3 separate regions of the Homo sapiens genome follow, and regions 1 and 3 are each linked to region 2. Evidence: read pairs that join two places in POLR2A ChIA-PET (ENCODE). Cell type or tissue: Panc1. All regions are shown on one strand.

Region 1 (4,000 bases), 110 kb after region 2:
TGAGGACTCTGAACTTATGGGTGGAGGGATTGATATTGGGGCAGAGCCAGGGAAAACACCAAATATTGCCAGGGCCATCCACCAGTCAGGAAGGACAATGGCCCCCAGAGCTGGATCAGGGAAGCCCCCTATTGAACCCAGGTTAATCCTTTCATGCTGGGGCATGGAGAGGCCTGGAGGGTCCCAAGGGAGCAGCTGGGCCATCAGAAGTGGGTAGTGGCTTTTTAAAAAAAATTTTATTTTATGTTTTTTAATTTTATTGTTTAAAAAAAATTATTTTGTTTTTTGAGACAGGGTCTCATTCTGTCACCCAGGCTGGAGTCCAGTGGTGCAATCTTGGCTCACTGCAGCCTTGACCTCCTCAGGCTCAGGTGATCCTCTCAGTTCAGCCTCCCAAGTAGCTGGGACTACAGGCATGCACCACCATGCCTGGCTTTTTTTTTTTTTTTTTTTTTTTTTTTTTTTTTTTTAAGAAACAGGATCTTGCCGTATTGTCCGGTCTGGTCTTAAACTCTTGGGCTCAAATTATCAGCCTGTCTCGGCCTCCCAAAGTGCTGCAATGACAGGGGTGAGCCACTGTGCCTGACCTAATTTTGTTTTAGAGACAGAGCCTCACTTTGTCACCCAGGCTGGAGTGCAGTGGTACAATCATAGCTCACTGTAGCCTTGACCTCCTGGGCTCAATAAATCCTCCTAACTTGGCATCCCAAAATGCTGGGATTACAGGTGTGAGCCATCATGGCTGGCTATTTTTTTACTTTTTTGTAGAGACAAGGTCTCCTTATGTTGTCCAGACTGGTCTTGGACTTCTGGGCTCAAGCAATTCACCCACCACACCCAGCCCTCTATTTCAACATTGTCTTTTTTTTCTTTCTTTCTTTCTTTTTTTTTTTTAAGATGAAGTTTTGCTCTTGTTGCCCAGGCTGGAGTGCAATGGTGCGATCTCGGCTCACTGTAACCTCTGCCTCCTGGGTTCAAGCGATTCTCCTGCCTCAGCCTCCTGAGTAGCTGAGATTACAGACATGCGCCACCATGCCCGGCTAATTTTTTGTATTTTTAGTAGAGATGGGTTTTACCATGTTGGTCAGGCTGGTCTTGAACTCCTGACCTCAGGTGATCTGACCGCCTCGGCCTCTCAAAGTGCAGGGATTACAGGTGTGAGCCACCGCGCCCAGCCGTATTTTTTTTTTTTTTTTTTTTTTTTGAGACAGAGTCTCGCTCTGTCATCCAGGCTGGAGTGCAGTGGTGTGATCTCAGCTCACTGCAGCCTCTACCTCCCAAGTTCAAGTGATTTCTCCTGCCTCAACCTCTCAAGTAGCTGGGATTACAGGCACACCACTATGCCTGGCTACTTTTTGTATTTTTAGCAGAGATGGGGTTTCACCATGTTGGCCAGGCTGGTCTTGAACTCCCGACCTCAAGTGATCTGCCCACCTCAGCCTCCCAAAGTGCTGGGTTTACAGGTGTGAGCCACTAGGCCTGGCCTATATTTCAACATTTTATTTTATTTTATTTTATTTTATTTTTTGAGATGGAGTCTTGCTCTGTCACCCAGGCTGGAGTGCAGTGGCGAGATCTCAGTTCACTGAAACCTCTGCCTCCTGGGTTCAAGTGATTCTTCTGCCTCAGCCTCCCGAATAGCTGGGATTACAGGCGTGCACCACCACACCTGGCTAATTTTTGTATTTTTAGTAAAGACAGGGTTTCACCACCTTGGCCAGGCTGGTCTTGAACTCCTGACCTCGTGATCCACCTGCCTCGGCCTCCCAAAGTACTGGGATTACAGGTGTGAGACACCATGCCAGGCCTTTTAATGGCCTTTAATGGCACGGCTACATTCTAATGGTTCTGGTTGGACCAGTGGTCCCAGGTGTGTATAATCAGGAGCTGGGGTGGGGCTGTGGCCGTGCTTAGGACCAGGGCAGGGTCAGAGCTGGGCTGTCTCACCAAGGACAAAGTACATCTCCCACGTGGCCTCCACTGACTGAAGTTGGGGCCCCAGGGCCCTGTCCCCACCTGTGCCATTAAGTGGCCCCGCCAGGATTAAGCACTTATCCCGGGTGTCTGAGCTCCAGTCTGGGAGGAAGAGAAGACCCCCCTGAGGAGGAGCATCCAGGAGCACCCTGGCCTGTCCAGCCGTTCAGGTGACCTTGCTGTCTCTGTGCAGATGGACCCAAGGCTTCCAGTGCTCCCTTTCCTCCACACTGTATAGAGAATGGGCAAGTCCCTCCTGCTGACATCCCAGCTCCTAAGCCCGTGTCCTAGAACACCCCACTTGGGCCTGCAGAACCCTTTCTACTTCCCTCTCACAGAATCTCGTTTGGGTTCCTTGTCCTGGTGGAGGCGGTATGCGCTCAAAACCCAGGTTCTAAAGTCCTGTGTGTGCGTGTGTTAGGCCTCAGTATCCTCATCTGGAAAATGGGTACTTTGCAGATGAGGAAACAGAGGCCCAGATTAGGGATGTCACTTGTTCAAAGTCACATGGCTGGGAAATGGTGGTGCTGGGCTTCAGTCCCAGGCATTATGACTCCAGAGCCCAACTATTTAACTCCTGCTCTACAGGGTCCCTTTAAACCACAGCAACAATTGCTATTGTTCAGTGATGGGAAAATATTGGCTAATTCATACTAAGGTCTTCATGATTGCTCGCAATCCGTGGAGATAACCAATCTAAAGGGCAATACAATTAACTGAGAACAATGCTACAGTGAAGGACTGGGAGGCCAGGCGGGGTGACTCAAGTCTCTAATCCCAGCCAAGGTCACAGGATTGAGCCCAGGAGGTCGATCACACCACTGCATGCAGCCTGGGTAACGAAGCAGTGTCTCAAAAAAAAAATAAAATAAAATAAAAAAGGGCCGGGTACGGTGCACGCCTGTAATCCCAGCACTTTGGGAGGCCGAGGCAGGTGGATCATCTGAGGTTGGGAGTTTGAGACCAGCCTGACCAACATGGAGAAACCCCGTTTCTACTAAAAATACAAAATTAGCCGGGCGTGGTGGCGCTTGCCTAAAATCCCAGCTACTTGGGAGGCTGAGGCAGGAGAATCGCTTGAACCCGGGAGGCAGAGGTTGCCGTGAGCCGAGATTGGGCCATTGCACTACAGCCTGGGCAACAGAGCAAAACTCTGTCTCAAAAAAAAAAAAAAAAAAAAAAAGGAAAAGAATTGGGAAACGGCACACCACAGTGGTTAGTGGTTAAGAACATGGATTTTGGATTACTGCCTGGATTCAAGTGGCACTTCCTAGCTGTGTGATCTTGAGAAAGTCACCTAACTTCTCTGTGTCTGTGTCCACATCTGTAAAATGAAGGTGATTTTAATAGTACCTACCTCCAGGGATTATTGTGAGGTTTTGTTTTATTTTGTTTTTTGAGACAGGGTTTCACTCTGCCACCCACACTGGGGTACAGTGGTGTGATCTTGGCTCACTGCTACCTCTGCCTCAGGGGCTCAAATGATCCTCCCACCTCAGCCTCCGAAGCATCTGGGATTACAGGCACACACCACCAAGCCCAGCTGATTTTGGTATGTTTTGTAGAAATGGGATTTCACCATGTTGCCCAGGCTGGTCTCGAACTCCTGGGCTCCAGCGATCCACCCGCCTTGGCCTCCCAAAGTGCTGGGATTCCAGGTGGGAGACACCGCGCCCAGCCTGTTGTGAGGTTTAAATGCAGAGAATACGCTAGGCCCAGGCACATGGTAAGCACTGTTATCAACCCTGTCATTGTAAGGAGGGGACTGATCATTAGCTCCTATGGTCACCATTTCTGGCCAGCAGGAAGTCCCTTAGGAACACTGAACCACAGCTCTTCAGATACAGAAAAGCCCCAAAGGGGCCAGGAGCAGTGGCTCACACCTGTGATCCCAGCATTTTGGGAGGCTGAGGCGGGTGGATCACCTGAGGTCACGAGTTCGAGACCAGCCTGGCCAATATGGTGAAACACCGTCTCTACTAAAAATACAAAAAATAATAACTGAGCATGGTGGCACATGCCTGTA
Region 2 (4,000 bases):
GAGGACACAGCAGTGAAGTGGAGTCACCTGGGCCCCTCCTGGCCCACAGCCACCCTGAGGCCACGTCTGCCTTCCCTTCCTACCTTCAGGGATGAATTCTGGGATGTGGTAGAGAAGTTCCAGGTCATCACTAGCTACAGGTGGGGAGAACACAGCAAAATCTCCTGAGGCCCTGCACTTTCAAAACCTGGAGCTGGAGCAAGTTGTTTGCTTCTCAGCCTCCTGTAAAACCCTCCAAAGAGCTTCCCACTCGGGTTTGCTAGTCCTTAGAGTTTCTTTTCTTTTATTTCCCCCCTGAGACAGGATCTCCCTGTCGCCCAGGCTGGAGTGCAGTGGTGTGATCTCAGCTCACTGCAACTTCTGCCTCCTCGGTTCAAGTGATCCTCCCACCTCAGCCTATGGAGTAGCTGGGATTATAGGCGCACACCACCACCATGCCCAGCTAATTTTTTTTTTTTTCGAGATGGAGTCTCGCTCTGTTGCCCAGGCTGCAGTGCAATGGCATGATCTCAGCTCACTGCAACCTCTGCCTCCCAGGTTCAAGTGATTCTTCCACCTCAGCCTCCTGAGTTGCTGGGTTTATAGGTACCCACCATCATGCCCGACTAATTTTTGTATTTTTAGTAGAGACAGGGTTTCACCATGTTAGTCAGGCTGGTCTTGAACTCCTGACCTTAGGTGATCCCCCCGCCTCGGCCTCCCAGAGTGCTGGGATTACAGGCGTGAGCCGCCGTGCCCGGCCAATTTTTGTATTTTTAGTAGAGATGAGGTTTCGCTATATTGCCTAGGCTGGTCTTGAACGCCTGAGCTCAAGCATTCCACCCACCTTGGTGTCCCAAAGTGCCAGGATTATAAGCACGAGCCACCACGCCTGGCTCTGCTCTTTTTTTTTTTTTGAGACCGGGTCTTGCTCTGTCACCCAGGTAGTAGCATGATCATAGCTCACTGTAGCCTCAACCTCCTGGGCTTATGCTATCCTCCCACCTCAGGTATATTCCAAGTAGCTGGGACTACAGGTGCGACTCCATACTCAGCTACTTTTTTTTTTTTTTTTTTTTTAATTTGTAGAGACAGCCTCTTGCCATGTTGCCCCAGGCTGGTCTTGAACTCCTGGCCTCAAGGGATCCTCTGGCCTTGGCCTCCCAAAGTGCTGGGATTACAGGTGTGAGCCCCTTGCCTAGCCCTTTAGAATTTCTTCATGTGAATTATAAAAAGGCACTGCCTGAGAGGAAACAGTCCTGTTAAGGCACAGGACCTGTCTCCTCTGACCCCTCGGTTGGGGGTTTTGTGCACTGCACAGCCTGCACAAATCTACATAGGGGCCCTATTCTCACTGCAGGTAAAATAAAATCTCTTTATTGTGAGCCACAGGGCCCTTTCAGATCACCAAGCCTATATCCTGTTCTCCACTGCTACTCCTCAACCAGGAGTGACACAGGTAATGTTGCCCTCCCTCTGTCTGCTGGGCACAGATCCCTCAGGATGGGCATGCAGTCCACAGTCTGGGATCCTGCCCCTTTGTGCCCAGCCCCTTGCATCACCCTCATTACCTGTGTTGTAGCTGACCACCTGGAAACGTTTACTTGCATTACCATATCCACTCTCCACCAGCAGCAGTAGAGTATACTCACCCGCGATGTATTCAGACCAAATTATGGAGCAGGTGGTAACTGAGAGGGAAAGGGGCAGTCCAGAGCCGCCCCAGGGCTCAATAGCCTTGGTCCTGTGCCAGCTGTACCCCTCCCCATAACTCACCCCTCCCTAAGACACTGCCCATTCTTTCCCATGACCCCTGCCACCCTCCCCTGCTCTTCTGCATCCTCAGTTCCCCCAGCCTCCCACCGCAGACCCATCGGGGTAATGAGTACCTCCTATCTGCTCGCACACAGACCACTGCCTGGGCAGCATCTCAAAGGACACCTGGCCATCTGCAGAGCAAGGTCGGGTTCATGTTCAGGCCCTCTCCCTCCTGTCTGGCAGCCCATCAAGCCAACTCCGATTGCCCTCCTTATGCCCACCAGCCCCTCCGTCCTTGGGATCTCATTCTCTGGCCTTTCGTCACTCACACCTGGCCTATCAGAGCATGTCTGTCTTTGGTCACAGTCATGAGACTGTGGGTCTCATGCCTCAGGTCTGGCCATGTGACCCACGGTGGGCCGATCAGAGTTTACTCTGGGATTTGTGTTAGAATTAATGGGAAAGATGCTGTCTTCATTCTCTTGGCGTGACTCAGACTAGTAGGTGACTTGAGTCTGAAGCTTTAAGGGGCCACCTTTAACCTCCATGGAGGAATAGCTACCTAAAAATGGACCCAAATTATAGGACCAATAATAATAAACTGTTTGTAACACTCACCACATCACTAGCACTAAGACCTTTACAAAAACCAACTTATTTAATCTTTATATCAACCCGGTGACCTAGATGCTAGTACTACCATTAGCCACATTTTGTAGGTGAAGAAAACGAGATCAGAGAGGTCAAGTTACATATCGAGAGGCACACAGCGAAGGTGTGATGGAGCAGTCTCTCTCCAGAATCTGTGCTATAATTAATTACTATGCTGCACTACCTTACCAAGAGATGGAGTCCTGATGACCTACCCTGTGGGCCCCTGGATCCAGCCATACCTGAAGTTGAACCGTAGTCTTTTCATTTATGTAAGTCCACAAATTCTTTGTGCTTAAGTTATTATTATTATTACTATCATTATTATTAAGACAGTCTCACTCTGTTGCCCAGGCTGGAGTGCAGTGGCATGATCTTGGCTTACTGCAACCTCCGCTTCCCAGGTTCGAGCAATTCTCATGCCTCAGCCTCCCAAGTAGCTGGGACTACAGGTGCATGCCACCATGCTCAGCTGATTTTTGTACTTTTAGTAGAGATGGGGTTTCGCCATGTTGGCCAGGCTGGTCTCGAACTCCTGACCTCAGGTGATCCACCCACCTCAGCCTCCCAAAGTGCTGGGATTACAGGCATGAGCCACTGTGCCCAGCTGTACTTCAATTATTTTTGAATTGGGCTTCTGCTATTTTTGTTTTTTTGGGGGATTTGTTTGTTCGTTTTTGAGACAGAGTCTCACTCTGTTGCCCAGGCTGGAGTGCAGTGGTGCAATCTCGGCTCACTGCAACCTTCATCTCCTGGGTTCAAGTGACTCTCCTGCCTCAGCCTCCTGAATAGCTGGGATTACAGGCGCCTGCCACCACGCCCAACTAATTTTTTTATTTTTAGTAGAGATGGGGTTTCACCATGTTGGCCAGGATGTTCTTGAACTCCTGACCTCAAGTGATCCGCCTGCCTCAGCCTCCCAAAGTGCTGGGATTACAGGCATGAGCCACTGTGCCCAGCTCTTCTGCCCTTTAAAACCAAGTACATCATGAAAGATACATAACATACCCCCAAGCCCTACCCCTACAAACGCATCCCTCCACCACCACCATCACCCTCAGCCTAGGGGCCCTCCTCAGGGCACATGGTAATGAGTGAGGGCCCAAGGTTAGAATTCTCGGAGGTGAGAGAGGGTATGGAGGGGTCCCTGGGGCTGACAGAGGCCCACACCCTTACCTCTGATGGTCCCGAAGTGTACATAACCCTCATGCTTGCCCGTGGTGAGGGCCATTATGTACTCAGAGCCATTGCTATGGAAATACACAGGGCACAGCTTCTTGATGCACTCGCTGGCCAGGACACGAATCCAACTGCCTAGTGAAGTCAGTATGGGGCCTCAGACCCAGGTGGTTGGATCTGGGGCCTCTGCCCCCTGCCCACATTTCCCTGGCTTTAGTGAGCCTGTTATCTGTCCTCTCATGCTGAAGCACCCGTTCAGTGTGGTGTCAGGGAGCACCTGGCAGAGGGCACCCGCTGCCTTTGAGAAAATCCTCCTTGCTCACACTCTGTCCATGAGGGTCAGATTGGGCTGACACCTCCCTTGCACTCCCTAGGCCACAATGATTAGCATGTGACCAAGCCGGCCAAATCAGAGGCAATATCAGCTTGCAAT
Region 3 (4,000 bases), 220 kb after region 2:
TTTTTAAGGATTAAAATGATATAACACGCATCCCTGTCTCCCAATCCCATCCTCCAGTTTCAACTACCAGAAGCAACCACTGCTCCCACTTTCTTACGCATTCTTCTTTTTTTTTTTTTTTTTTTTTTTGAGACAGTCTCACTCTCTTGCCCAGGCTGGAATGCAGTGGCGTGATCTCACACCACTGCACTCCAGCCTAGGCACAGAGAGTGAAACTTCGTCTGAAAAAAGAAGAAAAACAAAACTAAAACAAACAAACAAAAAAACCCAAACAAAACTCCAGCCTTGTGGCCTGGGGGTAGGAGGAAGACCCCATGCATTCTCCTCGGTGTCTGAGAGCATGGGGTCAGCGTGCAAGCCATGCGGCCTGGCTGGTGGCAGCGAGGGCACTTCTATCCCGTCCTCACTGCTCGCCTCAGAGCTCACTACAACAGACATTTGAGCCAGGGTTGCATCAACAGGCTGGAGAAAGCCCAGAGCCTGGGTCATCAGCTCTGCAAATGAGGTCAGCTACACACCTCTGCATTTGAAGAACAACAAAAACCACCCAAGTCCTGACCCACGCCCACCCCTGCAAACGGGAGATCCTGTTTCAGCAGCTGCCTTATAAAGGGAACAGGAGGGAATGTCTTCCTCCTGAAAAGGGCAGGGAGAAGAACTCCTCTGTCTGGTTGCACTCTCCCTGGCCCTGTCTCCCCAAAGCTGGAGAACTGCAGACTTTTCTTTGCCTTTCAGTTTGTCCCTACCTGCATGTTTGGGGTGAGAGTCATGCGATGCGCAAGCTGGCTTATCGTGTGCACCCGTGGGAGTGTGTGGAGAGGGGTGCATGTCCTTCCTCGAGGAGCGTAGCCACCAGGGCACTTGCCTGTGGGGTTATCTGGCCTTGACTTGCCCCTGCAGAGATCTAAGCAGGTGTGGCTGGGCTGTGGCTCCGGGCAGGGTAGGAAGGTGGCAGGAGAAAAGGGCTGGGAACCGGAGACACCCGGGGCATGACTGGAGTCCTGAGGTTGAGCCATCTGGGATGTGGGTAGGGGTGGCCACACCCTCAGGTTCAGGGTTTAGGCCTGCCCAGAACTGTCCCCCACCAAGTGGAGAGAGAGCAAGCACGACTCAGGAAGGTGAGGGTGGGGACATCACTCGCATGCCCGTGTATTAATAGCTCGTGATGGCTTTCAGAGGCTGCAGAGTATAATGGAGACAGGCCGACCTGGATTTGAATTTTGCTTTGCTGCTTACTAGCTGTACAACTCTGCAAAGTGACTTGTTCACTCTGGGCCTCGGTTTTCTCGTCTACAAAGCAGAGATCACACCAGCCCTGGTGTGAGCCCAGCAAGGTCATATGTGAATATGGCACTCATCGTCACCCCATCTTGTGCCCTCCTCTTGGCTGAATCTGCTGCAGCCATGCAGGTCCTCTTTCTGGTCTGTCTCCAAGCTAAGGGCCTTTGCCCTCACCTTCGGGCCTTCCCGGACCACCCTATCCAATGTGGGTTATGTGCCCTTTACAGTCCTCACATCCAGTATCTTGGTGCCAGTGTCTCTCGAGCGCCTCCTATAGGCCAAGTACTGTCCCACGTGCCTTTTTTTTTTTTTTTTTTTTTTTTTCCTGAAACAGAGTCTCGCTCTGTCATCCAGGCTGGAGTGCAGTGGTGCAATCGGCTCACTGCAAACTCTGCCTCCTGGGTTCAAGTGATTCTTCTGCCTCAGCCTCCTGAATAGCTGGAACTACAGGCGCACGCTACCATGCCCGGCTAATTTTTGTATTTTTAGTAGAGACGGGGTTTCACCATATTGGCCAGGCTGGTCTCAAACTCCTGACCTCATGATCCACCCGCCTTGGCCTCCGAAAGTGCTGGGATTACAGGCATGAGCCACCAAGCCTGGCTTTTTTTTTTTTTTTTTTTTTTTTGAGAAAGCTTGAGTGCAGTGGTGTGATCACAGCTCACTGCAGTCTCAACCTCCTATCTCACCCTGAGTAGCTGAGACTACATGCATGTGCCATCACACCTAGCTGATTTTTAAAAATTTGGGCTGGGTGCAGTGGCTCATGCCTGTAATCCTAGCACTCTGGGAGGTCGAGGCGGGCAGATCACATGAGGTCAGGAGTTTGAGACCAGCCTGGCCAATAAGGTGAAACCCCGTCTCTGCTAAAAATACAAAAATTAGCTGGGTGTGGTGGTGCATGCCTGTAGTCCCAGCTACTCGGGAGGATGAGGCAGAAGAATCGCTTGAACACAGGAGGCGGAGCTTGCAGTGAGCTAAGATCATGCCACTGCACTGCAGTCTGGGCAACAAGAGTGAAACTCAGTCTCAAAAAAAAAAAAAATTTGTTGTAGTGGCGAGGTCTTGCTATGTTGCCTAGGCTGGTCTCGAACTGCTGGGCTCAAGTGATCTTCTGGCCTCGGCCTCCAAAAGTGCTGAGAGCCACCAGCACTCCACAGTCACAAATTCACTGGGTCTGGCCTGTCCTACGTGCTTTACAAGTTGGATCTCCTTCAACTTCACAAACGCTCTTGTGGAAAGGACGTTATTGTCCTTGTTTTACAAATGAGGAAACCGGGCACAGGGTGGTAAGGCCACTTCCCTAGGGTCAAAGGTAACAAGGGGAAGAGCTGGGATTCAAACCTAGACAGCCTGCCTCTCCTGCTATGCTCTCCTGCCTCCCCACTCTGTGATATAAAATCATCTCATTCATTTACTTGTTTACTGTTTGTCTCCCCTGACCCATTGGGGCCTCACTCCATGAGGCCAAGGCCTTGGCTGTCCTCTGTGCACTGTTTCCAGAGCTGAGAACATGGTGCGTCTCTCTCATTGGTCACTTCTGGAGGTTGCTAGGGACCAACTCATTATTCTGAAAACTGTATTTATCTTGTCTTCTCTGTACAAATTATACCTCAGGGTAACTAAACGGTTACTGAAAGAAAGCTCTTTTTAGAAGCATTCCAGCCAATATATGAAGAAGGAATGACAGAATGAAGATGGCACTCGTCTGCAAACCGTCATGAAATGATGGATCTAGGCAGGGCCTAGCAGTGGCTGCTGGGCTGTGAAACAGGACTGGAGGGGACATGTGGTGATGGCCAGGTGCCGCTGTCTGAAGCCTCTGCTTGCCCCTAGTGTCACTTGCAGGGGGAGACCAGGCACGCAGTGCCTTCTCACAGATGCATACCTAGGAGTGCTGCGGCCGAAAGACATCCCATTGGGGCCTAAGCAAGCTTCCATCTTTGACTCTAGTTTACAGAAAATACCAGTGGTGGAGCAATAGGCTAAAGGACACCATGGGGAGGCCGCCAGCTAAAGCCAGGAAGGGGGAAGCTCTAAGGACAGGTGACCTGGTTTCTTTCCAAAATAAACTGCAAGGAAAAGGCCAGGCGCGGTGGCTCACATCTGTAATCCCAGCACTTTGGGTGGCTGAGGTGGGTGGAACACCTGAAGTCAGGAGTTCAAGACCAGCCTGGCCAACATGGTGAAACCCCAGCTCTACTAAAAATATGAAATTTAGCCAGGTGTGGTGCTACATGCCTGTAATCCCAGCTACTCAGGAGGCTGACACAGGAGAATCGCTGGAACCCAGGAGGCGGAGGTTGCAGTGAGCCAAGATTGCGCCACTGCACTCCAGCCTGGGTGACAGAGCAAGACTCTGTCTCAAAGCAAAAAAAAAAAGAGCCTCAAGAGATACATGAATCAAATGCAATAGGAGAATTCTTTTTTTCTTTTTTTTTTTTTTTGAGACGTAGCTTCATTCTTGTTGCCCAGGCTGGAGTGCAATGGCACGATCTCAGCTCACCGCAACCTCTGCCTCCCGGGTTCAAGCAATTCTCCTGCCTCAGCCTCCCGAGTAGCTGGGATTACAGGCATGCGCCACCACGCCCAGCTAATTTTGTATTTTTAGTAGAGACAGTGTTTCTCCACATTGGTCAGGCTGGTCTTGGACTCCAGCCTGGTTCAGGCTGGTCTTGAACTCCCGCCTGGTGATCCGCCCGCCTCGGCCTCCCGAAGT

Evidence for each region. Peaks named below come from ENCODE experiments on the same cell type or tissue, not always from the same donor. Only the 100,000 strongest peaks of a DNase experiment are listed, where the experiment ranks them.
Region 1: POLR2A ChIA-PET joins it to region 2 with 7 read pairs; 12 of 35 experiments call an interaction of 5 or more read pairs at or near these places.
Region 3: POLR2A ChIA-PET joins it to region 2 with 7 read pairs; 2 of 35 experiments call an interaction of 5 or more read pairs at or near these places.

Annotation. Positions count from the first base shown.
Region 1 is chr19:38,246,566-38,250,565 of GRCh38, reverse strand. No RefSeq gene overlaps it. Among named protein-coding and RNA genes, the nearest start is that of PPP1R14A, 7.8 kb to the left of the region's middle. In Panc1, no CTCF peak of the experiment used is centred here; no DNase peak of the experiment used is centred here; H3K27ac peaks cover 1,035 bases.
Region 2 is chr19:38,354,412-38,358,411 of GRCh38, reverse strand. It overlaps CATSPERG (catsper channel auxiliary subunit gamma), which reads right to left. Exons shown (of 29, transcript NM_021185.5): 9 at 3,565-3,702; 10 at 1,869-1,928; 11 at 1,551-1,670; 12 at 84-134. Among named protein-coding and RNA genes, the nearest start is that of PSMD8, 18 kb to the left of the region's middle. In Panc1, no CTCF peak of the experiment used is centred here; a DNase peak (open chromatin) is centred at 2,227.
Region 3 is chr19:38,132,313-38,136,312 of GRCh38, reverse strand. All of the region lies in intron 10 of SIPA1L3 (signal induced proliferation associated 1 like 3), which reads right to left. Among named protein-coding and RNA genes, the nearest start is that of SNORD152, 29 kb to the left of the region's middle. RefSeq lists an enhancer at 3,231-3,731. In Panc1, CTCF peaks have their summits at 1,296 and 1,544 (motif pointing left); a DNase peak (open chromatin) is centred at 1,502.